Linked DNA regions of Homo sapiens: region 2 is linked to region 1. Evidence: chromatin contacts called from ENCODE Hi-C data. All regions are on one chromosome and are shown on one strand. The core of a region is the stretch at or near the end of the contact, and the rest is flanking DNA. Distances in the headings are between cores, read along the strand shown.

Region 1 (6,009 bases), core at 2,391-4,890:
ATAACATAATATTGTCACCCGAATAAAGTACTCTCTAGATATAAAATAAGAACCATTACTATTTTGTTCATTTCTGAGGTGGAAGAAATATACACAGCAAGAAACTTTCCAGAGGTCCCTATGGGATATGAAATAAAGTGCAGACCTTAAGCTATTTACATACCTTACGAGAACCTGTATCTTAACATCTCTACCAGTGCTTTTTACATAAATACCCATTTTTGGAAATTCTTTTTTTAAATTAAATAACACTTGGTCATTGTAGAAAATCAGAAAATATATAAACATTTTTGAAATTAAAAATTACTTCATTACCCACAAATTACTACTGTTAACATTTTAGAGTACATGTTCACAGGCACACACACATACACACAAACAACTCTCATTATGTTCTCATTCTGTCTCCTAGCTTTAAATACTATCTATATGCTGATAACATCCAAATTTACATTTCCAGACCAGACCTTTCACTAATGCTAGACATAAAATCCAATTGCCTACTTGACATGTGCACTTTGATATCTAATGGACATCTCAAACTTAACATGCCCCAAACTGAACTGGTCTTCACCAGCAAGCCTGCTATTCCTGCAACTTTACCCATTTGTATTAGTTATCTATTGCTGTATAACAATTTATGGCTATTGTCCGGAGCCCTCAGTTTTGTGCAACATGGAGCTTTCCTTAGGGCTGCTTGAGTCTCCTCACAACATGACAGCTGGCTTCCCTTCAAGTGAGTGATTCAAAAAGAGAAGGCAAGGAGGAAGGCACAATGCACTTTATTATCTAGTATTGAAGTCATACATCATCACTTCTACCATAATCTATTCATTAGACACAAGTTACTAAGTCCAGCCCCCACTTGAAGAGAAGGAAATTAAGTTTCTCCTACTTAAGAGAAAAACATCAAAGACTCTGTAGGTATATTACAAAACCACCATAATATCCCAGTTAATAACAATTTCATTCTTCTAGATACTCAGGTCCCTGGAGTCTTCCATGTCTCCTCCGTTTTACTCTCTAACCCTCACCCATTCTGTCAGGAAATCACACTGGTTCTTTCAAAATATACCTAGAGACTAACTATGTCTATTCACCTCCACTGCCACTACCATACTGCTCTGAAGGACACCCATATCTTTCCTGAATTACTGAAATATTCTTCTGCTTTTACTTTTGCCCCCTTACAGTTTATTCGTCACATGGCAGTCAATGCAATCCTTTTAAAACAAGGCAGATCATGACACTCCTCTGTTCAAACCCTGCATTGTTCTCCCCTTCCCTCAGGGTAAAAGTCACAGTTTACATTACCTACAAGACCCTACATAATTTGGCCCCATCGCCACCTCCATCACTCTGCTTCAGCCACTTTGTCCTCCTTGCTATTCCTTTAGTTATTCTTTCTGCCTGGAGTAGTCGTTCCCCAGATATCCATTTGGCTAATTTCCTTACCTCTTCCAGGTCTTTACTCAAATTGTACCTTTTCAATAAGGCCCATCCCAACCATTTTATAAAATACTGTAAACTGCCTAGCCCCCACCCTCATTCCTGATTTCCCTTACCCTGCTCTTGTTTTCCATAGCACTTTTCACCTAACATACTATATAATTAACTGGTTATTGTCTTTACTGCTTACTCTCTGCTTCCCATTACTAAATACAAGCTCCATTAAGAACAGGAATTTTTATCTGTTTTGCTCACGATGTATCTCAAGTGCCTAGGGGAAGCTCAATGAATATGTGTTGAATTAATGAAAATATAAAACTTAAAAAAACTGAAATAATTTGAAACTTTTTTTCAGTTAAAGAAAATGTACATGCTGAACATCTTTCCACATCACTTTTAATGGTAGGCAATGTAAAACTATACCACAATTTAACCAATTTCCTTTCATTGTACTTTAGTTAACAGCTTTTCTCTATATACTATAATGAAAACCTCTTGATATAAGTATGGGTTACATTACTTATTTCCTCGGGAAATATTCTGAAGGAGAATTGCTGGGTCAAACGATAAGCACTTTTTTTTTTTGAGACAGAGTCTCGCTCTGTTGCCCAGGCTGGAGTGCAGTGGCACGATCTCGGCTCACGGCAAGCTCCGCCTCCCGGGTTCACGCCATTCTCCTGCCTCAGCCACCCGAGTAGCTGGGACTACAGGCGCCCGCCACCACGCCCGGCTAATTTTTTGTGTTTTTAGTAGAGACGGGGTTTCACCGTGTTAGCCAGGATGGTCTCCATCTCCTGACCTTGTGATGATCCGGCCGCCTCAGCCTCCCAAAGTGCTGGGATTACAGGCGTGAGCCACCGCGCCAGGCCGATATGTACATTTTTAAGGCTAAATATATTATCCCTTTCCTGCCAGCAATGCATGAGAATACCCATTTCTCCATATCCTCACTAAGACAGGTTATTAATGAATGAAACCTGAGTTCACATTTGGGTTCTGCCATTAATAAGCTTAAAATTACTGTATCTATAAAATGGAAATCATGATAGCACCTATCTCAGTTGCTGTGAGGATTAAAGACAATGCATAGGTAAAGCACTTAGCACAGTGTTTGCACACAGTAAGCACGCAATAAAATGTTAAGTTTATTGTTTCTACCATTATTACGGCCTGAAAACAATTCCATTGCAAAGTGCCCTGCAGGCTATTAGAGGAATAACAACAACCTATCAGTTACTTATAATACGGTATTTTTTAAAGTTCAACGGTTTTCTTGAAGATTCCATTTAGATTTAATTTTTTAATTACATTTAATCAGCATCGAATGAAAAATACTCCCAAGTACAGTACGTATAACTGGGAGAGCGATCATTTTACCACCCTGATCCTTACTTTTTTATTTTGGACAGCGGGAAACCGTAAACAAACACGCCCTGTCGCCAAGAAACAAGATGGGAGGAAAGCAGCAAAAAACAAACAAACTTTGCCAAGTGAGCAAGCTACAGGTATCTCCTGTTCATTCTGGTCAGCACGACCTGTTCGAAACTCTGGGATAACAAGGAGTAAAATGAGGATTCATCTGGAGATTCCGAATGGGGCTGCAGCATTTGAAAAGCAGAACAATGATAACTTCCTTAAAGCATCATTGGGAAAAAAACCGTGAGTCACGGCGCAGGCTCTTGCGTCTTTGACGTGTACCCACAGGGCCCCGCCCCACTCAACACACACACTCACCCACACGCGCGCGCGCAAACACACACACACATATTTTAACGCCCTATTCAGGCCTGGGCTTCGTCTGACCAAGTTCTCGGGGTCAGATAACCGGTTCCTTTGCGGATGCTGACCACGGGGTCAGTTAGCAATCGGGCCTCAACTCAGGCCAAGCGCGGGGCCCCTGGAGGTGTGGGCGCACCCGACTCCCGCACAGACCCCCGCCCACGTCAGCCCCGGCTCCCTGCCCACGCACAACACCGACCTAGCTCCTCGCGCCTCGCCGCCCCGGCAGCCGCCGGCGTCGCCGCCGCTTCCATCTCTCGCGGGTCTCCAGGACGCCGCCGCCCGAGTGCTCACTCTCCCGCCGCTGCGTGGCCGGCGTCAGGCCCAGGCCTACCTCCCCTGCCCGGAGGGACCCGCGCCTGGTGCCCGCCTCCCTGCCCCGGCGCTCCCCAACCGCGCGGCGAGGAGCATGCGCAGTGGGACAGCCCGGCTCGGCGGGCACCGCCGGCGAGGGGCGGGAGGGGCCGAAGACCCGAGGACTGCTGCGAGGCCGGGTTGGGTAACCCGAGAGGAGGGTTGGGTAACCTGAGATCAGCGAGGGTGGGACCTTAGAGCTAGCCGAGACCCGGGCCCATAGCTCCCTGGGGGTTTTAAAGATGACGGCGAACTTAAATTTGGGGCGCCTGTCCGTATGCAAGGCGTTAGCGTTCTGTAAGTCACCTTGGAGAATGCGAAGAAGGACGGGATTTGTCCCCTACCCATGCTGAGGTTCTGACTACTCTGGTTATTCGTCTCCCTGTTTCTATAGTTAGAGTTACAGGAGACACTTAAATAGAATTTAATTAAGTCATATACAATTTCACTTTCAGGATATTTCAATGTCCTTCCAGATATTTGACGTTGACCGTGGTGCTGAAAGAAAATTAAGGTAAAGACTAAGTGTACTGATGTAGTTTCAAGTACTCCTAAGCACCATACATACATTATCTTTAATTCTGACTACAATTTGTGAGATAATTCTAATATTTACATTAACGCTAAAGATGAAGGGATTAAGGCACGGAGGTAAGTAACGTGTCTGGGGACAGGAAGCTTGTACATGGCAGAAGTAGAATCCTTCTGCCTTCAGAGCTGGAGCTCTCGAAAAATATGCAAAGCTGGCCTCCCAGATGGGTACCAATGAATATTCGATGAATCAATGGATGAAGCAAGCTTTTGGTTTAAAAGGAAAATATTTATTTTAATTTTAAAATCGCTTTCTTTTTTTTTTCACTTCATAGTTCTTGGAAGTCAGTACACCAGACAATCCTTTTTATTTGTGTCCGTTTCATTCAGTGGGGTTGCTTTAGGAAAGGGTTTTTTTGGGGGGGAGTGGGTCTGATTAACAGTCACTGATGTAACTATATGGCAATGGTGTTAAATATTTAAAATTCTGAGATTAAAAAGGTACGCAGTTACATACTATCTACATCTTTCCTCCTGTTGCATCCTCTGTAGGCTTTCACTAGATAACTAGTGATAATGACAGTTTGCCAACCCCCTTTCTTTTCCTTTAAGTGAACCCAATTTGTTCACATACATACACATGCAAATCCCAAAAGAAGGTTTTATTTGAAGTGTTCCTGACAAATAAAGGGGTAAAGGAGATTTTTTTTAAAAAAGAAGAAGAAGAAGAAATCTATTCTGGAACATAGCTAGAGCAATGTTCCCTAACCTGTGTTGGGGTGGATCACCTGGTTAAAGATCAGCAGGAGAGAAGATAGGCATCAGACAGAAATTATAGGACCAAGGTAATTTTCCATAAACCACTCATTATAATGAGAACATGTGGGACAGCATCTTAAAAGAACATTATCCTTTGAGAGTTAAAAGGGATCAAAAGTCATTGTCCCCTAATCTCAGCTTCAGGGAAAGCAGATCTGGCAATATGGAAGGAAGAAAAGTTTGACTTGTAGTATAGGCCTGAAATCTTTTGAAGAGGGTTGGGCTGAGGTAGGAGGCCCAATGTCTTTACAGTGATGTGGAGATAAAGCAAGTGATAACAATGATCATAAGATTCAAGAGAAATATGTTTTTCATGCATCTCTACTTGAGAACATATTTACTAGGACTTCTACTCCAGGTCTTATAAATTAGAAGCAGATATAAAGTACAGCTGTATCAAAATAGAGACATTATACAGAATGTGACAATTTGAACCCTGGAAATTCATTTCTTTTCCTGACTTTAACTTCTTGCATCACATCTTAACTACTTCCTTCTTTGCAACTGCAGCACTTTGTTCGTATCTCTGTTACAACACTTCTCCACTTATAATTATTCCTCTTTCTGGGCTTTATACTATGCTGTATACTATTATGTGCAAGGCACTGTGCTAGGCCTGTTGAGGAATTAACTGTATTTGTCTTTGTCCAAACAGGCCTAGCACAGTGACTTACAAATACCAGTCACTCAATGAACAGTTGTTGAAAGTTACTGAATATAGCCTCATAGGTATATGAAAGGAAACATTTAGAAGTCTTTAATGTATTCAAGCACATTTTACGGAGCACCTTCCATATATCAGGAAGTATGCTAGATGCTGGGGCTAGAAGGGCAAATAATGTTGGTATGGTCCCTACTGTCATGGAGTTCATAGTATATAGCATGTGACAGAACAGAACAAAACAAAATACTAAATATGTCATTACAATTGTTGGTTAGGAAAATAACAGGGTACCACCACGGAACCTACTTTAGATTGAGAAGGTGGGATAGTCTTATCTGAAGACACTTAAGCTGACACATGAAGGTAAGAAGGAGTTGGCTTGGTGTGTGTAGAGGGAAGAGCATTTCCAGCAG
Region 2 (5,927 bases), core at 1,562-4,061, 6.2 Mb before region 1:
AAAACTATATTGTGCTATTACATTCAGAAGCAACTGAGAGTTAACAATCATATTAAAAATTTTTTTTTTTTTGAGACGGAGTCTTGTTCTGTTGCCCAGGCTGGAGTGTAGTGGCACCATCTCGGCTCACTGCAACCTCCGCCTCCCAGGTTCAAGTGATTCTCCTGCCTCAGCCTCCTGAGTAGCTGGGATTACAGGTGTCCACCACCATGTCTGGCTACTTTTTGTATTTTTAGTAGAGATGGAGTTTCACCATAGGCCAGGCTGGTCTTGAACTTATGACCTCAGGTGATCCACCAAGCTCAGCCTCCCAAAGTGTTGGGATTATAGGTATCAGCCACCGTGCCCAGCTCGTATTAATTGTTTGGTGAATAAGATGTTATTTGTATAGTATTGTACATCTTAACATGATCATTTTTTGTTAATATTTGATACTATGTTTTAAATACTTGTTAAGAATTTTTTGGTTGATATGTAATGCATTTTATTTTTTCCCATTTAAAACTAAGTTCCTATTCAGCATTTTCTTGTGAAAGGATCACAGATATTCAGGAATGGATTATTGAAAAAAAATAAGCCTGCACTGCTATTTCTGTAATTTTTTGGATAAGTTTATGCTGTGTTTTTGATCTTCTTAGTTTCTGAATTGGAGATTTGAAAAAAATTGTGATTATCTTGTTCCTATTCTACCATTGTATATTGGATGTGTTGAGGCGGATGATAACTTTATCATGAGATCTGCATCTGGTCCTGAGGAATATTCTGGACTTTGGCTAGGATTCAGCAACTGCATGGAATTTTAGGTTGTCTCCCTTGGAAAAGGGAAGGTATGTCTATCTGTAGAAAGAATGGTGTGCCCGGATATTTGGGTAGCCAGAGACATAGAACTATGGCAGACACTGCTAGTTGCCTCTAATATCTGTTTTTTCCATTTTGCTCAGTAATAAAACCTCAAATGTTAGCTGGGCATTTGTCCCATTAATTAAAAAAGATTGTATTCACCATCCTCTCTTGCAATGAAGTGTGGCCATGTGATTAAGCTTTGTCCAAGGAACGTAAGTTGTAGTAGTTTGTATGGATCTTCTGGGAAGTTTTTTTAAAAACAGGAAGTATGCCCTTTTCTCCCCGCCCCCGCCCCCCCGTTTTTTTTTTTTTTTTTTTTTTGAGATAGAGTCTCTCTCTGTTGCCAAGGCAACAGTGGTGTGATCTTGGCCCACTGCAACCTCTGCCTCCTGAGTTCAAGCGATTCTCCTGCCTCAGTCCCTGAGTAGCTACGATTACAGGAGCGTGTCACCATTTCTGGCAAATTTTTGTATTTTTAGTAGAGACAGGGTTTCACCATGTTGGCCAGGCTGGTCTCAAACTCCTGACCTCAAGTGATCCACCCGCCTCAGCCTCTCAAAGTACTAGGATTACAGGTGTGAGCCACCGCGCCCGGCCTCTCTTCCCCTTTTGCTGGTCTTCCTGGCTAGCATGTTGATGTCATGTTATTTTCTAAGTTAGGGTGGAAATCACAGGTAGCAGATGGCATAGCAAACTGTCACAAAGAGGCTGGGATCCCTAATCGTTATGGAGCCACCATTTTATTCTAGGACTGCCTACCTTTACCTGAGAGAAAGATACTTTTATCTTTTTGCCATTGTTGTTTTGGACTTTTCATCTGAGTATTTCTCTTTTATTTTCTTCAAACAACTACACCTATCTGATATTATCTTGTTCAGTTTTCTTTGTTATTTTCTGTCTTCTCCCTCTAGAATACTAGCTTCGTGAAAATAAAAATCTTGTCTCTCTTGTTTCTGTTTGTTTCCTTAGCACAGTGCCTGGTAAATAGTAATGACTCAGTAAATATTTGTAGATGAATGAATGAAGACTAGAAGATTCGAATGGAATTCTTCTAAAGGTAGTTCGTTTCTGCTTTAAGAGACTATGGAATTTAGAAATCCAAAGAAACTGGCAGGTTTGTTACATGTGAGGAGATTGACAGAGGGGTTATATGACTCAAGCAACACAGGACCCTTGTCTTGCTAATTGTTGGCCAAGTTCCCTAGCCAGGTCTGAGTTCTAACACACGACTGCCGCCTCTACTGTGTGTGCTGTTTGGTTGATAAGCACCTATCAAAGATGCTGTAGACAGGATTGCTCCGTGGCCTAAGGTTTGGACAGGATGACCTATTGCCCTTCCCCACACACGGTCGGGGTATGAACATAGCTGAGACTTTTCAAGCCTTCGCAGGTATCACAGAGCTTGGAAAGCCCAGCACTTGGGGGTAGTTAGTTGCAACTAGCAGGCAGCCCTAGCTGTTTATTACCTGGGACTCTCGGGAAGGCAAGCTCCCGGTGCTGGGGAGGACGTTTGTCCCAGGCATTCCTCTGGCAACCCTCTTCCTCCACCAGCTCCCAACAAAGACATTTAATCCCTTTCTTCCACTACCCTCCGCTCTACTTGGCTTGCAGTTGGAAGCTGAAGTACAATTTGACCCAAGCCACCCCCTACTGCGCACCTGCCATAGCGCTTGCGCCCCGGAGCCGGGCACGGCGTCGCGGGGGTGGGGAGGCGGCTCGTCCCCGAGCTGCGCTCCCTCGCGTACAGCCTCGGCTCTGGGTGCGAAGATCCTCTCTGCCTCCGCTCACCCAGCCGCGCCGCCGCGCGGGAACGCGCCCCAGCGGATGCCCTCTTGAGGGAGCGCGCACGCGCCGCCTCTCCCCGCCTCCCCGGTGCGCGTCCCGCCCCCTTGAGCTGCGATACGCCGAGCGCTCAACATCCGAGGACTTTGGCCCAGAGTAACCCCGCTCTCGTGACCTTTCCCCTCCATTCCGCACCTCCGAGTGCTGGCCGGGCGAGAGGCTGGCGGCTGGGCTCTCGCGCCCCTCCCTGCAGGGCTCAGGCTCTCCCCCTCCTGTCTTCTCCGCGCTGTTCCTCGTCATGGCGGCCCTCAGCAAGTCCATCCCTCATAACTGCTATGAGATCGGCCACACTTGGCACCCTTCCTGCCGGGTCTCCTTCCTGCAGATCACCGGGGGCGCCCTGGAGGAGTCCCTGAAGATCTATGCTCCTCTGTACTTGGTGAGACCCGTCACCCGTCCCGCAGGGCGAGTTTAGTCTGGAAGATGGGCCGGGGGCTGCAGTTGGTGCTCCCGAGGGGCTCTGGGGGACTTGCCTTGTGTCGGGCTCTCTTTTGGAGGGGTCGGAGTGTTTTGGGGGGTCGGTAGGGGGAAGGGGGAGGTCGCAAGGGAAGGATATACCAATTCCTGCAAGGGAGAAGGAGGAGGGGAATTAGAGATTGAGCTGTCATCTGAATGCCTGTTGCTAGGAAGAGGATGGCTCCCAACTTTTAGAATTAAGTTTAGGACACTTAAAAACGTTAATTCAAAGACCAGCCTTATTTTCCTCTGGCCTGCCTTGTGATGGAGAGGTATTTGTAGGTCAGCGAGGCTATGAGAAGGACCTGCAATCTTTCCTCATCTAGTTTCCCCTGTTTTATTTTGCTTTTTTTTTTTTTTTTTTTTAATGAAGAAGGCATATTTGGCCCTAAGTCCCTGTGGCCTCAGATCTTGACTCAGTTTTGAGATGACAGGATTGTGATTTGGGGGTTTTGCAAGTGTTTTTGCAAGTTCACAGAACAGACTCCTGGGTTGAGATTGTGTGTGGTGATTTAAAGGGTGATGCCAGTCTTTCAGTCAGTGAACTTGGTTAGGACATCTGACTTTGTGTCACCTAGGACCTTCTGTTACACAACTTTACATACAGGGCAATTAATAGGGAATATTTGGCAGTATGTATATGTAACACTGAGGACTATTAAAGATGCTCTTAAATGTTCTCCGCAAAATCTTTTTTTCAATAATCTTATCCTTGATATTAAAGATTTATTATTACTTTGGCCATTGAAGTGCATTGTCTCATTTTCTTGCCTTACAGTTTGTGTCCTAAGAAGACAGATCATATTTTTTGTATGTCTTCTAAAAGTTTCAATATTCAGCAGATGATCAATTATTATTTCTCATTGAAGTAATTTAGATTTATACCCTAATGTTCCTGAAAGTGTGTCATGGCTGTATCTGTAGTACTTCTTGAAAAGTCTGATTATGTATTTCAGAGATAACACAGGAGAAGGTGATGACTTTGTTTGAGGTTGCAGGCACCCATTTCATTTTTATTGTATAGACTGATGCTTCTCACATTTTCATGTATGTTAGGAATCCTCTGAGGATTATGTTAAAATGGGGGTTCTAATTCATTAGGTCCTGGTGGGGCCTGAACCTCTGCTTTCCTAACAAACTCGTGGTAATGCTGATGGTGGGGGCTGCACTTTGAATAATAAAGATCTAGAGTAGAGGCCAGTAATTGTTATTGGAGCTGGAAATTTTTTCCTTGATTTTCTTTGGCAAAGATTCATGTTTATCTGCTTTTCCACATTCACTGTGGCCAGTCTATGTCTCAGAATTTTTCTTTTTATTTTTGGATACAGGGCCTTGTTGTATTGCCATTCTGGCTGGAGTGCAGTGGCGCAATCACGGCTCACTGCATAAGGCTCAGATTTGTAAAAAATAAAACATCTACAAACATTATTGAGCTCTTGATATACAACTATAGAAAAGATTGTTCCTGCTGTGAGAGGATTATGATATAGGTGGAAAGAGAGTTTATGCTATCTACTTCTCCCTCTGAAAATCCATAGCACTTTTCATTCATTAATTCATTCACTTAACAAATATTTGTTGAATGCCTGATACTTGTTATATCAATAGCCTAGACAATTTATGGATTATAGTCTATGATAGGGACATTCAGGGTAGCAATAGAAACATAGGTTCTCCTACTCCAACAAGGTAGGTTGGGGGTGTTCAGGAAAAGAGTTGTGTTTTACTACTATATCTCCAACAAGATTAAGTACTTATTGAGGATAAATTTTCCATCTCATGTGGCCTTGTACCCTTACATCTGTGTATTTGAAAATTTTGGTTGCTACTCCTCGGTAGTTGTGAAATAAAATTAGTGGGAACTGAATAGCATTTTATTTTATATTAGTGAAATGGAAGAAAATAAAAAATGTTAGGACATATTGCGCATACTAAGGGTAAGCATTATTTCATGACAGTTTTGTTTCAGTTATCCATGTAGGTATGGGTGGGGCTACTTGGAGCATATAGCTGTTCTCTTTGTGAGTGTTGGATAGTTGATTAAATGTATACCCCCATGTACTAAGATGCAAGGTGGTGTGGTGGAAAGAAATTGGACTTTAAAAAGTGATCAGGCCAGGTGCAGTGGCTCACGCCCATAATCCCAGCTCTTTGGGAGGCCGAGGTGTGTGGATCACCTGAGGTCAGGCGTTCGAGACCAGCCAGCTTGACCAACATGGTGAAACCCCATCTCTACGAAAAATATAAAATTAGCTGGGCGTGGTGGCACATGCCTGTAATCCCAGCTACTCGGGAGGCTGAGGCAGGAAAATCACTTGAACCTGGGAGGTGGAGGTTGTAGTGAGCTGAGATCATGCCATTGCACTCCAGCCTGGGAAACAAGAGCAAAACTCCATCACAAAAAAAAAAAAAAGGGATCAGGGTATCAGGATTTGAATCTCAGCTCTATCATTTACCAGCTATTTGACTTTGTATATGTTACTTTATCTTTCTTTTTGAGAATTAAATGAAATCATGCATTGATGATGTATCACATATTTTCTAGTTTATCATAGGTTTTGAATAGTTACGCATATTTTTCTTCCTCCCTTCTCCGGTGGCACTTAAGAGTGAAGTTCATGGAAGGTGGGTAGGGAAGGCCTCTTGAAGTAGGTGGCCCTTGACTTGTGCCTTGAGGGTAAGGCTATACAGACATTTATTCATGCAGTAGACATTTATAGCATACCTATTCTTAATGGAGAGGAGGGAGGATAATGTAAACTGAGGCAGAAAACTAAGTGGTTTTG

Evidence for each region. Hi-C counts contacts between places; a loop is a spot of excess contacts on that map. Pooled maps may share reads with other maps.
Region 2: a map of CD8-positive, alpha-beta T cell shows a loop between it and region 1 (17-fold over the local background). The contact joins the promoter of TMEM135 here to the promoter of SLC36A4 in region 1. A Hi-C loop is called at or near these places in 3 of 168 maps with a recorded cell type or tissue (B cell, CD8-positive, alpha-beta T cell and naive thymus-derived CD4-positive, alpha-beta T cell) and 7 of 50 pooled maps.

The regions. Positions count from the first base shown.
Region 1 is chr11:93,194,351-93,200,359 of GRCh38, forward strand. It overlaps SLC36A4 (solute carrier family 36 member 4), which reads right to left and starts at 3,641. Exons shown (of 11, transcript NM_152313.4): 1 at 3,428-3,641. The coding sequence starts at 3,482. RefSeq lists a silencer at 3,403-3,782.
Region 2 is chr11:87,035,123-87,041,049 of GRCh38, forward strand. TMEM135 (transmembrane protein 135) reads left to right here and starts at 2,812. Exons shown (of 15, transcript NM_022918.4): 1 at 2,812-3,064. The coding sequence starts at 2,924. It overlaps LOC105369422 (a long non-coding RNA gene), which reads right to left and starts at 2,673. Exons shown (of 5, transcript XR_007062827.1): 1 at 2,502-2,673. RefSeq lists an enhancer at 2,287-2,787 and a silencer at 2,444-2,833.